Linked DNA regions of Homo sapiens: region 2 is linked to region 1. Evidence: chromatin contacts called from ENCODE POLR2A ChIA-PET data. All regions are on one chromosome and are shown on one strand. Each heading gives the region's core, a stretch centred on a gene start or an enhancer-like site at or near the end of the contact. The rest is flanking DNA. Distances are from core to core; before and after follow the strand shown.

Region 1 (5,203 bases), core at 2,550-5,049:
TCATCTGTGTGTATCACAGAAATCACATTATCCCTTCCCTCCCTCTGTGGCTGGTCCGCCCTGCCTCACTCCTACAGCAGCGTGCATCTGAACACTCGGCTGCAGCTAAAATCAGGCTATAAATAAATACTGTGTGGCCACACTGACAAAATTGCAAAAACAGGCCGACTGAGGGACAGGACTGTGTCTGCTCCCATGCTGAGTGTCCCCACTACTTCTGTGCCACTACAGCTGCTTTTCAGACTGTTTCTGTCTCCTTCCTTGCAATCAGGCTGCTAGCTGCCTGTGAAACGTCCTTTCGTAGTCCAGGTCCATCAGCATTTATCCATCGCCAACTGTATATCAGGTACTGTGCAGACTGCCACTAATTGCTACATCTATAGGCTAAAAGACCCCATGACCAAGCTCATTAAAATTGTGGGTGAAATTAGAGTTCATAGGACCTGAGTAAAAGCTAGGGGACATCTCCTAGGAGTGTAGTATATGAGCTTTAAGGAAAGCTCTTAGGGAAATCATCTTTGGCTCCTGAGAAACCACTTTTGCTTCCTCCCTTACTGTGAGCTAAAGCCAGAAACAGCAGGGCTGGCTCCCCTCCTCCGCCCCGTGTTCTGTATGGGTGAGGTTGCCCAATAACTGAGGGGCTGTGATATCAAACATGATCTTTCCAGTTTAGCCAAAGTAGGGTCCCTCCACTCTGTCAGCTCTGTCACCCAGGCTAGAGTACAGTGGCACAATCTCAGCTCACTGCAACCTCTGCCTCTTGGGTTCAAGCTGTTCTCCTGCCTCAGCCTCCCAAGTAGCTGGGATTACAGGAGCATGCCATCACGCCTGGCTAATTTTTGTATTTTTAGTAGAGACAGGGTTTCACCATGTTGGCCAGGCTGGTCTTGAACTCCTGACCTCAAGTGATCCATCCACCTTGGCCTCCCAGAGTGCTGGGATTACAGGCGTGAACCACTGCACCCCGCCTAAAAACCAGTCATTTCTAAACAGTGTGCTGGCAGGCTGAAGGGTTTAATGACAGTGCCTTGGGCTGGGGTGGGGGAAGGCCCAGACATGGGCCAAGCTGGCTGGGCTGTTCCTAATATAACACCTGTGGCCAGAGTAGTGTGCCTTTTCTGTTTTACAGATTTGTCTACAAATGAAGCTTCAGAATATTGTTCTAGCCACCTTGTCTGATTTTCTTACCCCTCTGGGAGATAAGAGGGGTTACCTCTTATCTTACCCCGAAGCCAAAAGATCCAGTGATATGTCAGATAGACAGAGGGATCCTGCAACAACACAAGTGCTAAAGCCAGCCTGCCAGGGGTTTAATCCCAGCAGTGTGACCTTGCGCAAGTCTCTTAATATCTCCGTGCCTCAATTTCCTCATCTGAATAAGAGAGATAACAGTAGCATGTGTTTGAAGGATTGAATGAGTGAATATGCATACATCTTGAGAACAGCGCCTGGCACATCTTTCGTGCTCAGCAAATGTTAGTTGTTATGCACTGGGATGGGCTGAGCATCAGGAAGAGGTATTAGAATCCAGAGCCCTGGGGCAGGTGATGCCTACAGTGACCTTTCGGGGCATCGGCCCAGACTCAGTGTGAGAGGTTCCCACTGGCTACTTCTCTCCCCTTCCTGCTCTGGCCTTCCCTAGGGAAACTATATGCCCGCCCCAGGCTCAGGGAGCCAGACACAGAGGAGACAAGGCACTTGGAGGCCAGGAAGCCCAGAGGTGCGACGAGCACAGAGTGTGGGCAGGATGCCGCTCAGGAAGCTCCACAGGGGCTGGCTGCTTGCTTCTGCTGCGGCTGCCATACCCTGCTCCCTTATACGCCACCCCTACCTGTGCCCAGATCCTGCCATGGAGGCTGCTCCTTGCCCAGCTCTGCCCTAGGGAAGGCAGGCCCAGGGGCTCTAGGACTGGACAGAGGTCTCAGTGATAAAATAGTCAAGGGGTCCTGGCCTGCCCTGGGCTACAGAGTGGCCTGGGTTTCCAGGCCCTACCCCTTCCCCCAACTTTGCACACCAAGGCAGGGCAGCTAGGTGGTGACTCACATCCCCCATCCCCCAGGGCTCCAGCTGCCAGCCTGGGCCCTGAGCATCCTGGTGCCTGGTCCTCCGGATGGGCTGAGGCAGCTCTGCCTCCATTGGCTTCTCTGGGCTGGGCCCACCCTGTCTTTGTAGAGATGGGGAAACTGAGGCCCAGAAAGGCACAAGGTGCCCTCCCCACGTGGGGTCCTTTGCCTACTGTACAGTCAGAGCAGAGGAAGCAGAACACTCACACGCTGGCCACAGGCCCCAAGTGGAGCCGGCCGGAAGGGAAGGAAGGCCTGGCTCCATAGCTCTCATCCTCCTGGCTGCAGCCCCAGGAAAAGGCCCGGGGAGGGCAGGGCTGTTGGCTGGGGCTCAGCCGGCTGAGCCGAGGGCCAGAGCGTCCTCTTCGGGGTTGGAGGCAGCACCCCGGGACAGCCACATTCCCCAGCTCCAACCAGAGAGGTCTCAGTTTTTCCCCAGAGCCCTGGGCACAGCCAGAGCTGAGGGGCAGAGGGGTAGTTGAAGGACAGCTGGAAAAGTGCTGAGATGACCAGGGGTCCAAGCTGGGCTGCAGGCTACGTGGCCCGGGCCAAGCCACTTTACCTCTACCACTGGCTGGGCGCCCTTATTTCATGGGGGAAATGACTTGATTTAAGCCCGTGTTGAATTTAAGAAAGTAAGCAAGCCATTGCCCACCTGGCTGCCTCCTTGAAGGACCCCTAAGGTCTGCAAGGGACAAGGGGCTGGGTGAGGGGAACAGAATTACCATTTGGAGTGAGGCAAGGTGCTGGGGGCTTTAGTGCCTTGGATCCCCTTGCTGATCCAATGCTTTAGTTGGTGTGTTGATTTCTATTTTATCACCATTATATAGATGGAGAGACTGAGGCTTGGAGACAGAAATGACTTGCCCAGCCTGTAACAGAGCCAAGACCTGAACTCAAGTTTGTCTGGTCTCTAAATCTGTGACCCCTCCTTTGCTGCCCCACACATCCTCCTCAAGCCCCCACCCATGTGTTACCCTCTTCTGAGGAGCTCCTGCTGTGGGGAGAGGTCTCCCAGAGGAGAAAACACACGGGGCAGCAGAGAGGAGGACGCTCATTCACGGAGTCCACTTGCGTTCCAGTCCAGAAGGGGTGGGGGCCTGGGCCACCTCCATGACAATTAAGACCAAGAATCAACCACTATTTTATGAGAAAGCTCCCCTCTCGGAGCCGCATCCCATCACCTGCATGGAGATTTCAGCCTAGCTCTGCCCCCTCCACTTGTTCAGTGCCCCCAACCATCCTCACTCACCCAAAAGGCATCTTTGAACTGCAGCTGGGGCATCATCCTCAGGCGTCTGCCGCGGCAAAGCTCACTCTCCTGCCACAGGCTGGCCTGATGGAGGGCCAGGCGCCAGCAGCAGCGTCCCAGTCCTGGCAGGGCTGGCCCAGGCCCCCCTTCCCGGCCGGCGCCGTCTGCAACACTCAGAAGGCAGCCACGAGCCAGAGAGGAGCTTCTGAGGGGAGGAAAAAGCTCAACCTGTTTTGTTTGGGGCTAGAATCAGCAGCAAAATGAGGAAGGAGTGGAGCTCAGTGATGGGAGGGCGGGCCCTGGTGTCCAGCCCAGCCCCTCACCGACCCTGCGGTGATGGAGGACACAGTCTGGGACCCAGGGCAGGGAGCAGGGATGCCAGCCCTGGGTGGGAGGCAGTGGCCAGTGGAAGAGGCAGGCTGGAGCTCGGGCCGGGCCAGGCAGGCAGGCAGGCAGGCAGCCCGAGGCCTGCGCAGGAAGGTTTGTGCAACCTCCCCCGGGGCAGGCACAGGGCCCTCGCCCACAGGAAGTGGAGTTGCTGTGCTCCCCTGTGCAGCCCCGCCTGCCACCTGCCATCCTGCTCCTGCCTCTGCTTGCCCCCTCCCGAGGTGCGGGCTCACTTTATTCCAGAGGCCATATGCTAAGGGAGCTTGAGGCCCACTGACAGTGTGGCCAGGAGGGGCCCAGGAACCCCAGGTGTGTCACCCGCCAGCCAGTCCAGCACCCTTCCAGGCTGGGCCCAGAGATGCCAGACTCCCCACCCCGCACTAGCAAGTCATTCTGGAGGGGCTTACCCAGGTCTAGGGCATCTGTCATTCATCAAACCCTGGCTGCTCTGGGACCCAAACCAGGTCCTGCCCTCAAGGAGCCCATAGTCTGGGAGCAGACACAGCTGTGCTCTGGGGGGCTGTGAGCACACAGAGGCAAGGTGAGCAGGCAGCAAGATGAGGGAGAACAGCCTGAGGCCCCGGCACTGCCCCCACCACCACCACCGCCACCACCGCAAGTCTCCAGATTAGACGCTGTTTGGGGCAGAGAACCCCCTTCTGAAGATGGAGGCTTCCGGCTCAGTGAATGGGAATGGATGGAGAGAGAAACAGGATTATCAAGGCACAGAGTGGGGTGTTTGGAAACCCAGTCTGAGGCCCAGTTTTTGTTTAATTTTGACCCCACCTTTCAGGGGCTGAGGGACCTTAATAGACCCCCCAACTCGCTGAGCCTCAGCTTCCTCATCTGCCACACCCAGTCTTTGGAAAGTAGACGGTGTCGAGAATATTTCTGGAATTTCCAGTTTGGTGGGCAGGTGCTGGGGGCACTGTGTGGTACCACCTTAGGAAGAGCCCTGGACTAGAGCCCCAGCCCCAGCCCTGAGACGCCACGCCCTGCCGGCTCAGCAGAAGATGCAGCAGGAAGTCCTGAGCCCAGGGCAGGCTGGCAAAATGGGGTGAGTCAGGGATTGTCCGCAAATCACCACCCTCACTGATGTCTGCCTTACAGCTGACGGGGTGATAAGATGAGAGCTGCTGCAGATGAAATAGTTGAGCTCCCAAGTGCCCATTATGCATGCCCAGGGTTTAGAGAGAGGGGGCACACCCAGGCTCTGAAATAGCCACCCAAGAGGAAACACTTTGGGGAGGATTGCAGAGCAATGGGACTGCCCCCAGAAGGCCCTCACCTCCAGAAACCTTGGATTTGAGCTAATCTTTAATCTGTAAGGCGCCCCAGTCAGGTTTTTTGTTACTTGCAGCTGAAGACAATTAATAGTGTAAAAATCCCCTTGAACTTTGTAGGCCATAGAGTGAGCCAGGCTGCACCTCACCTCCCAATGGCACCACCACCTCTGATAGCACTGGCTCAGCCTCCCTGAGCTCAGTTTCTCCATCCATCA
Region 2 (5,203 bases), core at 1,306-3,805, about 13 Mb before region 1:
GAGATCGAGACCATCCTGGCCGACATGGTGAAACCCCGTCTCTACTAAAAAAAAATACAAAAATTAGCTGGGCGTGGTGGTGCACTCCTGTAATCCCAGCTACTCAGGAGGCTGAGGCATGAGAATCAGGTGAACCTGGGAGGCAGAGGTTGCAGTAAGCCAAGATCATACCACTGTACTCCAGCCTGGTGACAGAGTGAGACTCCATCTCACAAATAAAAATAATTTACAATGAGAAATATGCCAAATGGCACAAAAGGTTCTTGCTGGCTGGTCAGTGTACAAAATGAATCAGGAAGCAAAATGAAAACCAAAGGTTGTTCCATGAAGGGTTCAGAGCCAAGTGAAGTGACTGAGAGATCTAGATCACAGCTGGTCACCAGGCACAAAGCTGACTCTCATGTCTTCACTATAAAGAGATACTTATGGCTGGGTGCAGTGGCGCACGCCTGTAATCCTAGCACTTTGGGAGGCCAAGACAGGCGATCACCTGAGGTTGGGAGTTCGAGACAAGCCTGACCAACATGGAGAAACCCCGTCTCTACTAAAAATACAAAACTAGCTGGGTGTGGTGGCACATGCCTGTAATCCGAGCTATTCAGGAGGCTGAGGCAGGAGAACTGCTTGAACTCAGGAGGCGGAGGTTGCGGTGAGCTGAGATCATGCCATTGCACTCCAGCCTGGGCAACAGGAGTGAAACTCTGTCTCAAAAAAAAAGAAGACAGATACTTATTACCATGCAGTCCAGGTATTCGCCTTGGCTTGTAAGAGGCAAACAAGGTCTATTTAGTACAGGAGACATAATGACAGCTTCTTGCTTTTTGCCTAAGCTTTTACTAACAGAAGACTAACTCTTTCTCGGACAGAAAGAGCCTGCTATTAAGAGAAAAATGATCGGCCGGGCACGGTGGGTCACGCCTGTAATCCCAGCACTTTGAGAGGCCGAGGTGGGCGAATCACGAGGTCAGGAGATCCAGACCATCCTGGCTAACAGGGTGAAACCCCGTCTCTACCAAAAATACAAAAAAATTAGCCGGGTGTGGTGGCGGGTGCCTGTAGTCCCAGCTGCTGGGGAGGCTAAGGTAGAAGAATGGCGTGAACCCAGGAGGCGGAGCTTGCAGTGAGCCAAGATCATGCCACTGCACTCCAGCCTAGGCGACACAGCGAGACTCTGTCTCAAAAAAAAAGAGAAAAATGATCAGGTTGGGATGGGCCTATACCCTAGTTATTTTTTTTTATTTTTATTTTTTGAGACAGAGTCTCACTCTGTTGCCCAGGCTGGACTGCAGTGGCACAATCTCCGCTCACTGCAACCTCCAGCTCCCAGGTTTAACCATGTCTGGCTAATTTTTGTATTTTTAGTAGAGATGGGGTTTTGCCATGTTGGCCATGCTGGTCTTGAACTCCTGGCCTCAAATGATCCGCCTGCTTCAGCCTCCCAAAGTGCTGAGATTACAGGCATGAGCCACCGCGCCTGGCCTTGAATATTTCTACAATGATGGAATGTACCTGTTAATACAGTGTGTCTTATCAAACACATGCTGCCAAGGAGAGCACTGGGTATTCTTCCAGTGTAAAGTAGATTCCTAGGCAGTCTAGGGAGTCAGGAAAGGCTTCCCTGAGGATGAGATGGAAGAGGGACTGAGGGCCCAAAGTGGCTGAAAGACAGAGAGCCAATAGGAGGAAGTCCAGTTACAGAGGGCCAGGATTTGGGTTTTTAACCATTTAATGGTTATAAACTGAGACTAACATACTCAGATTTAGACTTTACAAAGATCAGCAAGTATAATGGATTGGAAGGATCAAGAATTAATCCCAGCCTGACCAACACAACCTCCACTTCCTCCTCCCAGCAGTTTGGAATCCTTACCTTTTGCAATAGTATACGTTCATTCATTTATTATGCATTCGATAATATTTACTGAGAGCCTACTATGTGCCAAACATTATCCTAGAGGTTAAGAGGGGACAAGAGCAAAGGGTCAGCAGTCTAGGGGTGAGATGGAGTCAAAAGGACGGCAGGTCAGCTGGAATGATGAGAACAGCAGTGGAGAGCCTTTAAAAGTGCCTTGGACTGGACCGATTACCTTCTAAATGCCGGCGCCCGGAAAAATCACTAACACCCTTTGGACTTACGTATTTCCATCTTTGTAAAATGGGAACCTACCTCGCAAGGGATGTTGCAACAATCGAAGAAAACTATGCACAATGCTTGACATCCAGTGGGTCCTCAGTAAATAGCCTAAGAAGGAAGCAAGGTTATGGTTACTTCTGGAAGAGGTGGCTTGGGGGCTGCGACAGGTGCAGCGATTGCCTGATGATAACATCTAGAAAAGCCCTTGCTGGGCAGAGGGGCAGCCGACGACCCCCGCCACTCAGCGAGTCTCCAGGTTTCCCGGAAACGCTAGCTCCAGTGACTTCTCAGATGCCCCTATGGGACCCCACCCAGGGCTGCCGCCGCCACCACCTACTGCAGCCGAAGCGGATGCACCTCGCGACTTTCCCCGCAGCCGCTGCCGGGGCCACAGCGAGGTCATGACGCCCGTGACGCATACGCAGCCAGCACGCACGCGCGCGGCGTGGCCCGCCCCCCCCTCCCACCCCGGAGGCGGGGCCGTGAGTCCCGGGCTCCGCCCCGGAGCGTCGGGCCCCTCCCCGGGCCCCGCCTCCAGCTCGCCTAGGACCGCTTGGAGCCGGCAGCTCGCCTGCCAAACCCGGCTGGGAACGCCTGGCAGCTTTTAGGAGGGGGCGGGCCCGGGGGTGGTGGCCCCAGGAGCGGTTGCCGCGGGGACCGGGCAGTGACGCGGCCCAAGGGCGGAAGTGAGAAAGTTGTCTGCGTCTCGAGGCGAGTTGGCGGAGCTGTGCGCGCGGCGGGGCGATGGGGGGCTCGGGCAGTCGCCTGTCCAAGGAGCTGCTGGCCGAGTACCAGGTGCGCGGGACGCCTGGCCCTGGGGAGCTCGCGTGCGGGCCTCTTCTCGGGAGCAGGGTCCGGGAGCTGGCTGCGGGGCGGCCGCGGCCTCCCAGCGGTCCGCTAATCCCCGCTCTGGCTTTGCCTTCCAGGACTTGACGTTCCTGACGAAGCAGGAGATCCTCCTGTAAGTGCTGCCTTGAACCCTGCCTCCGACCCCGGGATCCTCTAGAGACAGCTTCGGGGGCGCTGTCCCGAGGGAGGGGCGGGGGCTGGCCTGAGGTCTGCAGAGGAGCGGGAGCTGGAGGCCGGGAGACCTAGCCCGGGCTGCGCCCTCCTCCCGGCACGCCCTCCCCGCCCTCGCCTGAGGCCCCAGCGTGGCACCGCGGAGCCACCTTACAGCCTCCAGGAAAAGTTAGGCGCTCTTTGACCCTGGGCTCCACTAGCTTCAGCACTGCCGAACTTCCTGCCCCAGTCCGGCAGGGGCCGACCTTGCCCAGTGGCTAAACCACAGAAGCCTTGGGGAGCCCGGCTCCTTCTCCCAACTTTACCTGAATAATACAGTAACCGTTATCGCTTTCTGAGCACTCACCATGTGCCAGGGACTGTGCTAAATGGTTGCCTGCGTTACCTAATTTAATCTTTAGGAGAGAGGTACTGGACAATGAAACAGGTTCAGAAAGGTTTGGTAACTGCTTAAGACAACACTCTGAGTAAGTAGATTTGAACTTGGGCTGGAAGCCCTTTTGCCGGATTTATGCAGGCCAGGTTCCTGTGGCAAAGATAAGCTCATGGGAAGGAGGTGGAGGCCGAGGAGGACAGTTCAGTGTGGTTGCTAAAAAGGAGGCTTTGAGGGTAAGAGATCCCTGGAGTGAAGGTGAGAATGAGATTTTTGGTTTTGCTCTTTTCTCCGTTTTTTTTTTTTTGAGACAGCGTCTCGCTCTGTCGCCCAGGCTGGAGTGCTGGGGCACGATCTTGGCTCACTGCAGGCTCTGCCTCCGGGTTCAAGTGATTCTCCTGCCTCCGGGTTCAAGTGATTCTCCTGCCTCAGCCTCCTGAGTAGCTGGGATTATAGGCACCCGCCACCATGCCCGGCTAATTTTTGTATTTTTAGTAGAGAAGGGGTTCACCATGTTGCTCAGACTGGTCTCAGACGCCTGACCTCCAAAGCTCCGCCCGCCTTGGCCTCCCAAAGTGCTGGGATTACAGGTGTGAGCCACCGTGCCTGGCCAATTCTTTAGGGCCAACTTCTGGCTCCTTTCCCAACTTCTTCATCCCTTGGGGATCTCTAGAATCAGTGCCAAGCACATAGTAAATGCTCAGTAAATACTCATTGCAAGAATAGACTCCTAGGCTGTACTGCCTTGTGACATGTCCTTTTGCTTACCGTTGCCTGATGACTCGGAAGTTCTGTGTACGTGGTTTTAGCTCCTCACCTGGTTGACAATGAGCAGCAGGCAAGGAGTGGGAATGAACACACAGGGAGACCGATCGCTGAGAACACCGACAGTTCCCCTCTCTCTACCAGAGCCCACAGGCGGTTTTGTGAGCTGCTTCCCCAGGAGCAGCGGAGCGTGGAGTCGTCACTTCGGGCACAAGTGCCCTTCGAGCAGATTCTCAGCCTTCCAGAGCTCAAGGTGCAAGCGCTCCCCTCCTTTGACACCTCTCCCACCACTCCCTCCCTGCTAGACCCCCTAACTCCATCTGCCACTAGCTTTGGGATCATGGGGTCACTGGTCCCCACTCTGGTCATTTTTCTGCTTAGTTCTGATTTTCTAGGGGCAAGGACTTTACCAAAATCACCTGGCAGAATTATCTAGAATGGTGCTTTTCAAATGGGGATTCTAGAACATAATCTTGGAAGTTCAAAGAAGTTTTGTCCCTTAAGAGGAGTTGAGGTACCTCATTAGAGTTTGAGGAACCGTGTTCTAGAGGCTGATTGCCACTCCGTAAGGCTGCTGCAAAATTTCTGTGCAAAGGGCCTGGCCCGGTGCCTGTAACACAATAGCTGTTCAAGTAAATATTTGTGTTTTAAAATAACCAGCCCATCTCGTTCCCTTTGTTTAGGATGACTTCTTCTTCCCTCTCTGCCCACACTTACGTTGTATGTGACCTGCCTTTGGGTTAAACACTTGACTCCCAGGAAGCCATCTCAGTCCCTTCCCCAGCTGGGTCAGTTTGCTTTCCTGTGCCCCCACTGCCCTCCATGTTGGCCCCAAAGCACTGACTGTTCACCCCCACGAGGCTGAGCTCGCTGGTGCTGGTCCTGTGACCTGCTCTCTCAAGTTTCTGGTA

Evidence for each region. ChIA-PET counts read pairs that join two places held with the same protein, here RNA polymerase II (POLR2A).
Region 2: POLR2A ChIA-PET joins it to region 1 with 10 read pairs in activated CD4-positive, alpha-beta T cell. The contact joins the promoter of GDPGP1 here to the promoter of PSTPIP1 in region 1. POLR2A ChIA-PET finds 5 or more read pairs at or near these places in 2 of 52 experiments (activated CD4-positive, alpha-beta T cell and activated CD8-positive, alpha-beta memory T cell).

What each region holds. Positions count from the first base shown.
Region 1 is chr15:76,993,722-76,998,924 of GRCh38, reverse strand. PSTPIP1 (proline-serine-threonine phosphatase interacting protein 1) reads right to left here and starts at 3,799. Exons shown (of 15, transcript NM_003978.5): 1 at 3,316-3,799. The coding sequence starts at 3,351. RefSeq lists a silencer at 3,615-3,804 and an enhancer at 4,045-4,094.
Region 2 is chr15:90,231,561-90,236,763 of GRCh38, reverse strand. It overlaps GDPGP1 (GDP-D-glucose phosphorylase 1), which reads right to left and starts at 2,555. Exons shown (of 4, transcript NM_001013657.3): 1 at 2,472-2,555; 2 at 2,168-2,242. CIB1 (calcium and integrin binding 1) reads left to right here and starts at 2,823. Exons shown (of 7, transcript NM_006384.4): 1 at 2,823-2,929; 2 at 3,061-3,095; 3 at 4,437-4,545. The coding sequence starts at 2,879. RefSeq lists silencers at 2,421-2,860, 2,881-3,330.